2 separate regions of the Homo sapiens genome follow, and region 1 is linked to region 2. A link is an interaction called in ENCODE POLR2A ChIA-PET data of the cell type or tissue named here. Cell type or tissue: Panc1. All regions are shown on one strand.

The links. ChIA-PET counts read pairs that join two places held together with the same protein. Peaks named below come from ENCODE experiments on the same cell type or tissue, not always from the same donor. Only the 100,000 strongest peaks of a DNase experiment are listed, where the experiment ranks them.
Region 1: POLR2A ChIA-PET joins it to region 2 with 10 read pairs; 3 of 35 experiments call an interaction of 5 or more read pairs at or near these places.

Annotation. Positions count from the first base shown.
Region 1 is chr19:54,920,742-54,925,741 of GRCh38, forward strand. It overlaps NLRP7 (NLR family pyrin domain containing 7), which reads right to left. Exons shown (of 11, transcript NM_001127255.2): 11 at 2,774-3,131. The coding sequence ends at 2,999. It also overlaps a transcript of NCR1 not described here. Among named protein-coding and RNA genes, the nearest start is that of NCR1, 17 kb to the left of the region's middle. RefSeq lists enhancers at 1-87, 88-587. In Panc1, no CTCF peak of the experiment used is centred here; no DNase peak of the experiment used is centred here.
Region 2 is chr19:54,626,590-54,631,589 of GRCh38, forward strand. It overlaps LILRB1 (leukocyte immunoglobulin like receptor B1), which reads left to right and starts at 3,895. Exons shown (of 15, transcript NM_001081637.3): 1 at 3,895-4,044; 2 at 4,437-4,518; 3 at 4,682-4,717; 4 at 4,911-5,000. The coding sequence starts at 4,485. In Panc1, no CTCF peak of the experiment used is centred here; no DNase peak of the experiment used is centred here; H3K27me3 peaks cover 1,325 bases.

The DNA of each region.
Region 1 (5,000 bases), 290 kb after region 2:
TTGAGTTTAAGGCTGCAGTGAGCTAAGATCGCACCATTGCACTCCAACCCGGCTGTGGGCAACACAGCACCACCACCATCTTGGCTGGGCACGGTGGCTCACGCCTGTCATGCCAGCACTTTGGGAGGCCGAGGCGGGTGGCTCACCTGAGGTCAGGAGTTTGAGACTAGCCTGGCCAACATGGTGAAATCACGCCACTGCACTCCAGCCTAGGCAACCAAGTGAGACTCTGTCCGCCCCACCACCCCACCAAAAAAAAGACTACTATCTTAAACAAAATCAAAATTTTTAAGTAGATAAAATATTTAGGGGAAAAAAACTTCAATTAAATATGCAGCAGAGTCCGACCCAGATGTTTTCACTCCCAGCCTCTACCTACTATCTTTGTGTCTTTATTTTTAGCAAATTCTACACGGGAACTTCATGTGCATGTAGAACCCTAAATGTTGACTCAGCCCTACCTCTCATCACCTGACCACTTCCTTTATTCACGCTGTCTCTACCACCCTTCCCATCGGTGTGAGCTGTATCCCGCTAAACACTGTTACCACCCACAGCCTGCATTACTACCAGCTGACTGTAGCCTTAAACACCACAGTGATCTCGAGCATTTGAGAAGACTTATCTTGACAAGGGCTCACGAAAGACAGCAATGCTCAACAGCAAGATAAATGAGGGCCTTCATGGGATCATTCAGTGCTGAAGCCACTCAACCTCCAGGTTTGGGTTAGTAAAAAGAACTTTGTCAGGCCAGGCACAGTGGCTCACGCCTGTCATCCCAGCACTTTGGGAGGCCAAGGCGGGCAGATCACCTGAGGTCAGGAGTTCAAGACCAGCCTGGCTAACATGGTGAAACCTCGTCTTTACTAAAAATACAAAAATTAGCCAGGCATGGTGACGCACACCTCTAGTCTCAGCTACTCCGGAGGCTGGGACAGAAGACTCACTTGAACCCAGGAGGCAGAGGTTGTAGTGAGCCAAGATCGCACCACTGCACTCCAGCCTGGGCGACAGAGGCAAGACTCCATCTCAAAAAAAAAAAAAAAAAAAAAAAGAAAAGAAAACTTTGTCATACAAGCTTTCAACCTAAAGCATTAGCCATATGCCCGTGTTTTTGTGCCTGGGACCATGACAACTTTCCCCATATCAATGCTCTTATTTTTTTTTTTTCGAGACAAGAGTTTTGCTCTTATTGCCCAGGCTGGAGTGCAGTGGCACAATCTCAGCTCACCGCAAACTCCGCCTCCCGGGTTCAAGCGATTCTCCTGCCTCAGCCTCCCGAGTAGCTGGGATTACAGGCATACACCACCCCACCCGGCTAATTTTGTATTTTTAGTAGAGACGGGGTTTCTCCATGTTGAGGCTGGTCTCGAACTCCTGACCTCAGGTGATCCGCCCGCCTCGGCCTCCCAAAGTGCTGGGATTACAGGTGTGAGCCACAGCGCCTGGCTGCTCTTATTAAAATAGTCTCATCACCTACCGCAAGCGTGGAGAGCCAAGTGAGGAGAGGGGTCAGTCCCTTTTGGCAGCGCCTGGAAGCCAGTGCTAACATCATGGTGACAACTTTTCATTCTTAAGGAAAATTGCGGAGTGACTTCTATGCATTTTCTATGAATGACCAAATACAGGGTGTGGAAAAGCTGTGTTTGCCATGGCAATGGGAAGCCGAGAGAAACGGGGAGGCGAGAGAGACAGAGACATACACAGAGACTCCCAGAGACAGCCACACAGACTCACACAGAAACAGACAGACAGGCTGGGCTCGGTGGCTCACGCCTGTAATCCCACCACTCTGGGAGGCTGAGGCGGGTAGATCACCTGAGGTCAGGAGTCCGAGAACAGCCTGGCCAACATTGTGAAACCCCGTCTCTAGTAAGAATACAAAAAATTAGCCAGGCATGGTGGCACAGGGCTGTAATTCCGGCTACTCGGAAGGCTGAGGCAGGAGAATCACTTGAACCTGGGAGGCGCGGTTGCAGTGAGCTGAGATCACGCCATTGCACTCCAGCATGGGCGACAAGAGTGAAACTCCGTCTCAAAAAAAAAAACAAAAAAAAAAAACGAAAGAACAGAGAGACACATACAAAGACAGAGATAGAAACGCCCAGCGACAGAGACACACACAGAGAAACACAGACAGACACAGAGACACACACACAGAAACAGACACAGAGACAGAGAGACAAAAAGACAGACACAGAGAAACAAAGAGAGACACACAGAGACAGAGAGAGAGAGAGACACATACACACACACACAGAGAGTAGGAGGCGGCCCGTGGGAGCCGAGCAGAACCAGCGTGAGGCAGGGCCATCTTCTGAATTAAAGGCAACAGTGACTGTAAGCTTGTGCTTTGTGAGTAACAGGATAGATTAGAACAGGGCTGGCTGCCCATGGCCCACGAGCTGTTTCTGGGAAGCCTCCGCAGGTGCCAGCCAGGCCCTGCGCTGCTTCCATGTCCAAAGGCACAGCTGAGAGCTGATGAGAGACCGCGGGGCCCACAGTGCCAAGCATATGAACTATCTGGCCCGTTTGTCAATGCGTGGGTTGATCACATAAGTTATGATCACATAAGTCACAAAGACACACTGATCACATAGATGCACCTGGCAGATAGTAGACCACATGGCGCCTGAGTTAGGGAAGAAAAGAAATAGAAGAATCAACCGAATCATCCCTGAACTTCTTAGCAATACTTCCTCCTAGACAAAGCACAGAGTACCATGTTTATTGCAGGTTTGCTCCTGAGCATGTCAATAAACGCAGCTGCAACGAGAGTGCTCTAACTTTATTATCCCTGTGAGAAAGTACATAGCGTCATGTGAAGGGGGTGCGTGACTCGTGCAGAATCTCCCAAAAATAGTGAGAAAACCAGTGTCAAATCCTACCTCTCGACAGACTCTAGTGTTAACATGTGACCCTCTGACCTGCATTCATAAGACATCTTAGAGACCCGAATCCCGCTTCCTGTGTAATTCGTAGAGCGATCCCAGGCTGCTCAGCAAAAAAAGTCACAGCACGGAGGTGCCGTTGCCCCGGAAGCATTGCAATCAATAGTCAGCTTGGGATTCTTTTCTTTCACTTCCTCCAACAGCTTCTTGATTTCCAAATTAGTTTCATAGGTCTTCAACCTGGAGGGATCAGAGAACACAAATGTTCCCAGAAATTCATTCTCAACTACCCAGGATGCCTGAATATCTGTTTTCAAACACTCAAAGCAGGAAACGTTTTTGGGATTTTCTGGGGGACAGGGTCTTGCTCTGTTGCCCAGGCTGGGGTACAGTGGTGCCATCTTGGCTCTCTGCAACCTCCAGCTCCCAAGTTCAAGCAATTCTCATGCCTCAGGCTCCTGAGTAACTGTGATTACAGGTGTGCACCACCACGCTTGGCTAAGTTTTGTATTTACAGTAGAGATGGGGTTTCGACATGTTAGCCAGGCTGGTCTCGAACTTCTGGCCTCAAGTGATCCATCCACCTCGGCCTCCCAAAGCCATGGGATTACAGATGTGAGCCACAGCACCCAGTCAGAAAAGTTTTCTAAAAAGAAATTTAGACCCACACAATGGGGATCCTTATAAGTCTAAGAAAAAAAAGATTATGGCCAGGCACGGTGTCTCGCACCTGTAGTCCCAGCACTTTGGGAGGCCAAGGCAGGCAGATTGCTTGAGCTCCGCAGTTCAAGGCCAGCCTGGGCAACACGGTGAAACCCTGTCTCTACCAAAAATAGAAAAAGTTAGCCAGGAATGGTGGTGCACGCCTATAGTCCCAGCTACTCGGGAGGCGGAGGCAAGAGGATCACTTGAGCCCAGGAGGCGGAGGTTGCAACGAGCTAGAGATTGCCCTACTGCACTCCAGCCTGGTAACAGAGTAAAACATGCCTTTAAAAAATAAATTTAAAAAATAGATAATCAGGCTGGTGCACGGTGACTCACGCCTATAATTCCAGCACTTTGGGAGGCCGAGGCGGGCAGATCACCTGAGGTCAGGAATTCGAGACCAGCCTGGCCAACATAGTGAAACCCCGTCTCTACTAAAAATACAAAAATTAGCTGGGCATGGTGGCAGACAACTGTAATACCAGCTACTCAGGAGGCTGAGACAGGAGAATCGCTTTGAACCTGGGAGGCAGATGTTGCAGTGAGCCAATACCGCACCACTGTACTGCAGCCCGGGTGACAGAGCGAGACTCTGCCTCCAAATAAATAAATAAAAAATAGTGGCAAATCAAACCTTCAGTAGAACTAAGAGAATGCCAGAGTGAACCCCAGGGTTAATGATAGCAAACTTGGCTCTAACGTGGCTGCAGCATGCAAGCCTGTGTATGTGAACATGAGGGGTGGTGATTGTGGAGACACTGGCTTGCTATGTTGCCCAGGCTGGTCTCAAACTCCTGGCCTCAAACAATCCTCCCACCTTGGCCTCCCAAAGGAGGAACTGAGGAATGAGAAAAGAAATACGCCCCAAACATATGACATAAGAGACCACAGGGGGCTAGAGATTTGTCACCAATAGTCCTTGGTGGCATTACAGACCTCGGTCCCACCAACAAGAGAAGCATGACACTATTTAGCTCAAGTTTCATGATATACCCCTAAAACCTTAACCCATTTATGCCAGAGGTTACAATTATTTGAACTGCAGACGTGTGAAAAATCGTACCTTGAGCAGGATATAAATAACTCCCACATGCTTAGCGTTCCAATAATGCAACACTGGGCATCATGAAGCAGTTTACATGCGTATCATCTCTACAACTAAAATAACTCTTGAATAAGACAAGTGGGCTGTGCACAGTGGCTCACGCCTGCAATCCGGGTACTTTGTGAGGCCAAGACAGGAGGATCGTTTGAAGCCAGGAGTTTGAGAACCTCGGCAACACGGCCACACAGTGCAGCAGAGCAAAACGTTGTCTCAGAAAAGAAAAGACAAAGGCAAGAAGAAACTAAAGGTAGATTACGTTAAAATAAGTCACTGAGGCCGGGCGCGGTGGCTCACGCCTG
Region 2 (5,000 bases):
ATTTCAGCTGTGTCTTGTTCTTGATGCAATTATTTCTAAATGTGTTGATATGATTTACTATTTTTCACCTCACAGTAGCTTCCTAATTCATTTCTATAATTGCCTGTTTTTTCTGTAATGGACTTTTTGATTTTTATTTCTCTTGGGTGGGTTTTTCTCCCACACATGTGATCTTCCATACAGTTTCTCCCCGGGCTGACTCAGGAAGGAAAGCTGATGAGGAGCATTGCTGTGGTCACTCCTGCCCTGCGGTGTCCATGCTGCCAAGCTTAGAATCAGCTCTGTGTTCTGTCCGGCATGGTGGGGCCCATGTGAGCCTCACACTCACGTGCTAGAGATGCCTGGTCCAGCAGTGATAAAGCGCATCTGTGTCATGCACACCCGGGAAGGTGGCTCAATGCTGAGTGTGGCCCGGGTCACTGAGGGGAGCTATCCCAGGGTCTGTCCACAAACACAGAAGAGGGAGAACAACAGTCTCTCTAGGGTCCCACGGTTTCCTCCATTTTTTGCTTTGTTCTGAGAGAGAGACAAAGTGCCATGGCTGCTCTGTGGGTTGGACAGATGCATGCTTTCACCTGCAGGCTGGAACCCAAGCTGAGGTCTTCAGCATCCCCAAGTACTGATAAAGCACTTTAGGTTGTTTTTAGAAAACACTGAAAAATTAACCCTTTTGCTAAAGAGGTAGAAACAAGCCCTCCCCTCAACGAAATTCCTGAAACTCTCAGGTTAAACTTCGTAACCCAATCCCTTCACTGCAGACACCCAATAGGAAAGTCACATGTGCAAGGATGAGATGACTTTGGTCAAGCTCAGACCCCACAGGGCCAGGAAGGCCTGAAGGAGAGGAGGCCCATGCTTCCAGCTCTCAGATAAGAGCTGCTTCTAAGGACTTTTTAAAAACCCCACAAGAAACCCTTCCATGTCCTTCACCCCCTCCTGCTTTGACGAGGTTTATCACTAGATATTCTTTAGGATGTCAGGAATTCAGATAAGATGCTCTCGAGAAAAAACTTGCCCAGCAACGGCATCTCCTCCAATGGACTGACAGCAACTCTGGCTTTGAACCTCTGGAATCAGGGAACTCTGTTTCTAAGCAGCTCTGTCAGCCTCTCTCTTGTTGCTGATAAGAACTTCCTTTACTTCTGTATGTCAGAGAGCTCTCTCTATGGTGCTTTTCCTCTACTCTCACACCACAGGAATCATCCTCACAGAAGAAGACTTCTAGGACCAGATGTGTGGGATTTTTTTTCCTAGACCCAGTAGCGGACGCCAGCTGAGTGTTTAAATGCTTCTTCCCCAGTGCCGTAAACAAATAGCACTTGAACATAAATTTAATTTACTCAGCAAGACCATTTTTATTTTCTGCAGCAAGGGTACACTCACCAGCAGTTTTGCTTCGAGAGTACACAAAACAAAAGAGACAGGGTCATTTATAACCTGACACGTCCACCCTACTGCTCTGTCCGGTTTCCACTGGCTGGAACAGGACCTCACACTCTGTATTTGTCCCGATTGGCTAGTAACTTAGAACTTCTGAAAAGAGGCAAAGGTAGAGCAGAACAAAGGAAGGAGGAAGTAACTTGTGGAATGCTGAGAAAGGTGAAAACACCTTCAAATAAGGAAGAGGAACAGGCTATGACCTAATGCTTGCTTGGACCAGTATAAGCATGCCAGGGCAAATATTTAGGCTAAATTGTGGGAGCTAATAACATAAAGTACATTGATTTATTTATCACGGCTAGCAGATATTTGAGAATGTTAGCATAGCTCTGACACTGTCTACCCAGAGACAGTCCCAGATCCCACAGATTGAATGGTTCAGTCCCCAACACTGCCCCCACACCATTCCCAAGTCCAGACCTCCAGAACTTCTGACTGACTGGCTTCAAGTTGGGGACCCTATGACCACCTCTTTGGGTTTGATTAATTTGCTGTAGCAGCTCACAGAACTCAGAGAGACACTGACGTTTCCTGGTTGAATACAAAGCACACTGCAGAGGACACAGATGAAGAGACTCATAGGAGGAGGCATGGGGGAAGGGGCGCAGGGCTTCCATACCCTCCCTGGGCATCACCCTCCAGGAGTCTCCACATGCTCAACCACCCAGAAACCCACGAAACCCAGTCTTCTTGGGTTTTTATGAAGCTTCATGATGTCAGTATTTCCTCCCACAAGGAACAGGCTGAGACCATCTTCTGGGAGGGTCTTAAGAGCCACCATCAGAAAGGCAGGGACATTAGAGTCTTGCCTTGGGCAGGTGAAGGAAGGGCAGGAGGAGGTCAGAGGCCTCCCCTAAGGCCTAACACAGCCAATGTTATAACAAAAGACTGTAACAAGGGCTATGGAGCTATGAGCCAGGAACCGCAGGTGAAAACCAGTGTGTATCACAACATCACACTTCCCTCTCCGGACACACTGTGGCTTGCCATGCCATGCACTCCAGATTGTAATCCTTGCTTCTCACTCCCAAATAAACTCAAAATCCAGACAACCCTGGAGCAACGCAGCCTTGAATTCCTGGGGTCTCTTATATGCACACTTTTTTCAACCAAACGGGGGTCAAAACTGTAGCATTTGTGGGATGCAAGACTTGTGTATATGAACGGCAGACTTTTCCTATATGCAGGCCCAGCAGAGACAATGTCGGGGCTGGAGTACGAGCAGGTGTTGGTGCATGTAGCGGGTACTGAAACGAATTGCCTGTGTATCCCAAGAAACAACTCTACTGAGAGATCATATTCTCTAGGGGTTTATTTTTGTTTTTATTTTTATTTTAAGTTAAAGCTTCGGGTAGAACACCCAGTGTCTCCTTGTCCATCTGAAGAAGATGCTGCTATGTGGAAGCACATCCTTGAGATCCACAAGGAGACACTGGGCAAGGAGACGAGGGTGCCCCACTGTGCAGAAGTCTCCCTAATAAATGATCTATGAACACCCTGGTGTTTAGTGCTTCTTTCTTTGGAATCCCAGCAGCTCTGTCACTGGACGGTTTGGTGCACTCCCTTGAGGGAATTCCCCTGGGCTGCTTGGGGTCCACTCCAGCCTCAGGTGTAGCTGGAGGACGCAGCCTCCCACCTTGGTCTGGAGCCCTGAGCCCCTCACTGTCATTGCAGATCCCGAGGTTCCTCTCCTGGCTCCACTCAGTGGTGGAAACCTCCACCCTAATGAGCCCTTGATGGTCCCAGGTCCCTGTGGCATCTCACCTGTGGCCTCTGTTCTTTCCTGTGGATCCATCTACACTTGGGAACTTCCACATCTCTTTTTCTGCTCATGACATTGATGCTCTGGGTATTTCAGAAATGCCCAGATAGATGGACAAATACACGTCCATCTATCCATTAGGGTCAGATGTGAGATCCAGAGTGGACACATCAATCACCTACGTAGACTGTGGAGTCCAACGCCAAGATCCTCTTATGTCCCAAACACCTCAGGTCTTACCCTGGTCTGGAAATCAGGCACAAATGAGCCCCTCCTAATGTTCCAGCACCACTGACCGTACAACCACTGTCACGAGTGGGATTTGTGACAACAGTCGGCAAAGGAAGAATCTGAGGCTCAGAGATGGTTCATTACCGCCCGAGGTCACGTAGGCAGTGGATGATAACCAGTCGTTGAATAAATATAACTCCCCCCCAACTCCCCAAATCAAAGCTCAAATATAAGTCATTGTTCCCAAAGCGTTGAACAGGGATTGAGGTGCAGAGGGACGGCCAAGTAAGCAAAGGGCACCGAGGAGGCAGGAAAGACTCAGAGATTTGTTCCCGGGGGGTGGGGTTGGACACTGTAGCAAAATATTTTAAAAAGGGGAAGTTAAGAGGGGACTATTTGGTTGAAAGAAAACCCACAATCCAGTGTCAAGAAAGAAGTCAACTTTTCTTCCCTATTTCCCTGCATTTCTCTTCTGTGCTCACTGCCACACGCAGCTCAGCCTGGGCGGCACAGCCAGATGCGAGATGCGTCTCTGCTGATCTGAGTCTGCCTGCAGCATGGACCTGGGTCTTCCCTGAAGCATCTCCAGGGCTGGAGGGACGACTGCCATGGTAAGGACCCCACAACACTGAGCTGATGGACGGCTGAAGGAGGGAGGGTGACCATGTGGGAGGCTGTGAGAAGGAAGGAGATGCCTCCGCTACCCTCGTCAGGAAGGGCAGACACAGGAAGGAACCAGTTTTATTTGCTGCTACATCCTGGCTCTCAGTGGGATGAAAACAAACCAGACAGACGGTGGCTGGGGGTCAGGAAAGGGCCCATTACCATCTGAAATGATGCAGAGGGCCTAGTGACTGCCCCCACCTCAGCCCTAATGGAATGAGAGCAAGGGTCCTGGGGAGGGCAGTTCCACTTCCTGTGTGGCTGCAGATGACAGCACCCCATGAGAAGAAGGACCCAGCCTCCGATTGGCCACACTCTGTGTGTCTCTCTATCCTGCCAGCACCGAGGGCTCATCCATCCACAGAGCAGGGCAGTGGGAGGAGACGCCATGACCCCCATCCTCACGGTCCTGATCTGTCTCGGTGAGATTTGAAGAAGGAGGGGAGCTTCTAACCTAAGAGGGACCTCACCCCACAGCCAAACTCTTGTCCCTAAGGAGACCCCAGGGGCTCACAAAGATCCCAGGGAGGGGAGGACCTGCCCAGGCTTCAGGGGGCAAATCCCTCACCGGGAACTCTCTTCCAGGGCTGAGTCTGGGCCCCCGGACCCACGTGCAGGCAGGTGAGTCTGTCCCCAGCTCTTCCAGGTCCCTCCTCCTCACTGGGGACAAGGGGCCACCCCCGTGCCGCTGGGGATGGGGAATAGCAGTTCTGGGCTGACTGATGGGGGCGTCTGGAGGGTCCTGGGCTGAGAGCTGGAATCTGCTGGGTTGGGTGGGAAATGAGTTAGAATCTGACTCCTGATTTCCTTCCAGGGCACCTCCCCAAGCCCACCCTCTGGGCTGAACCAGGCTCTGTGATCACCCAGGGGAGTCCTGTGACCCTCAGGTGTCAGGGGGGCCAGG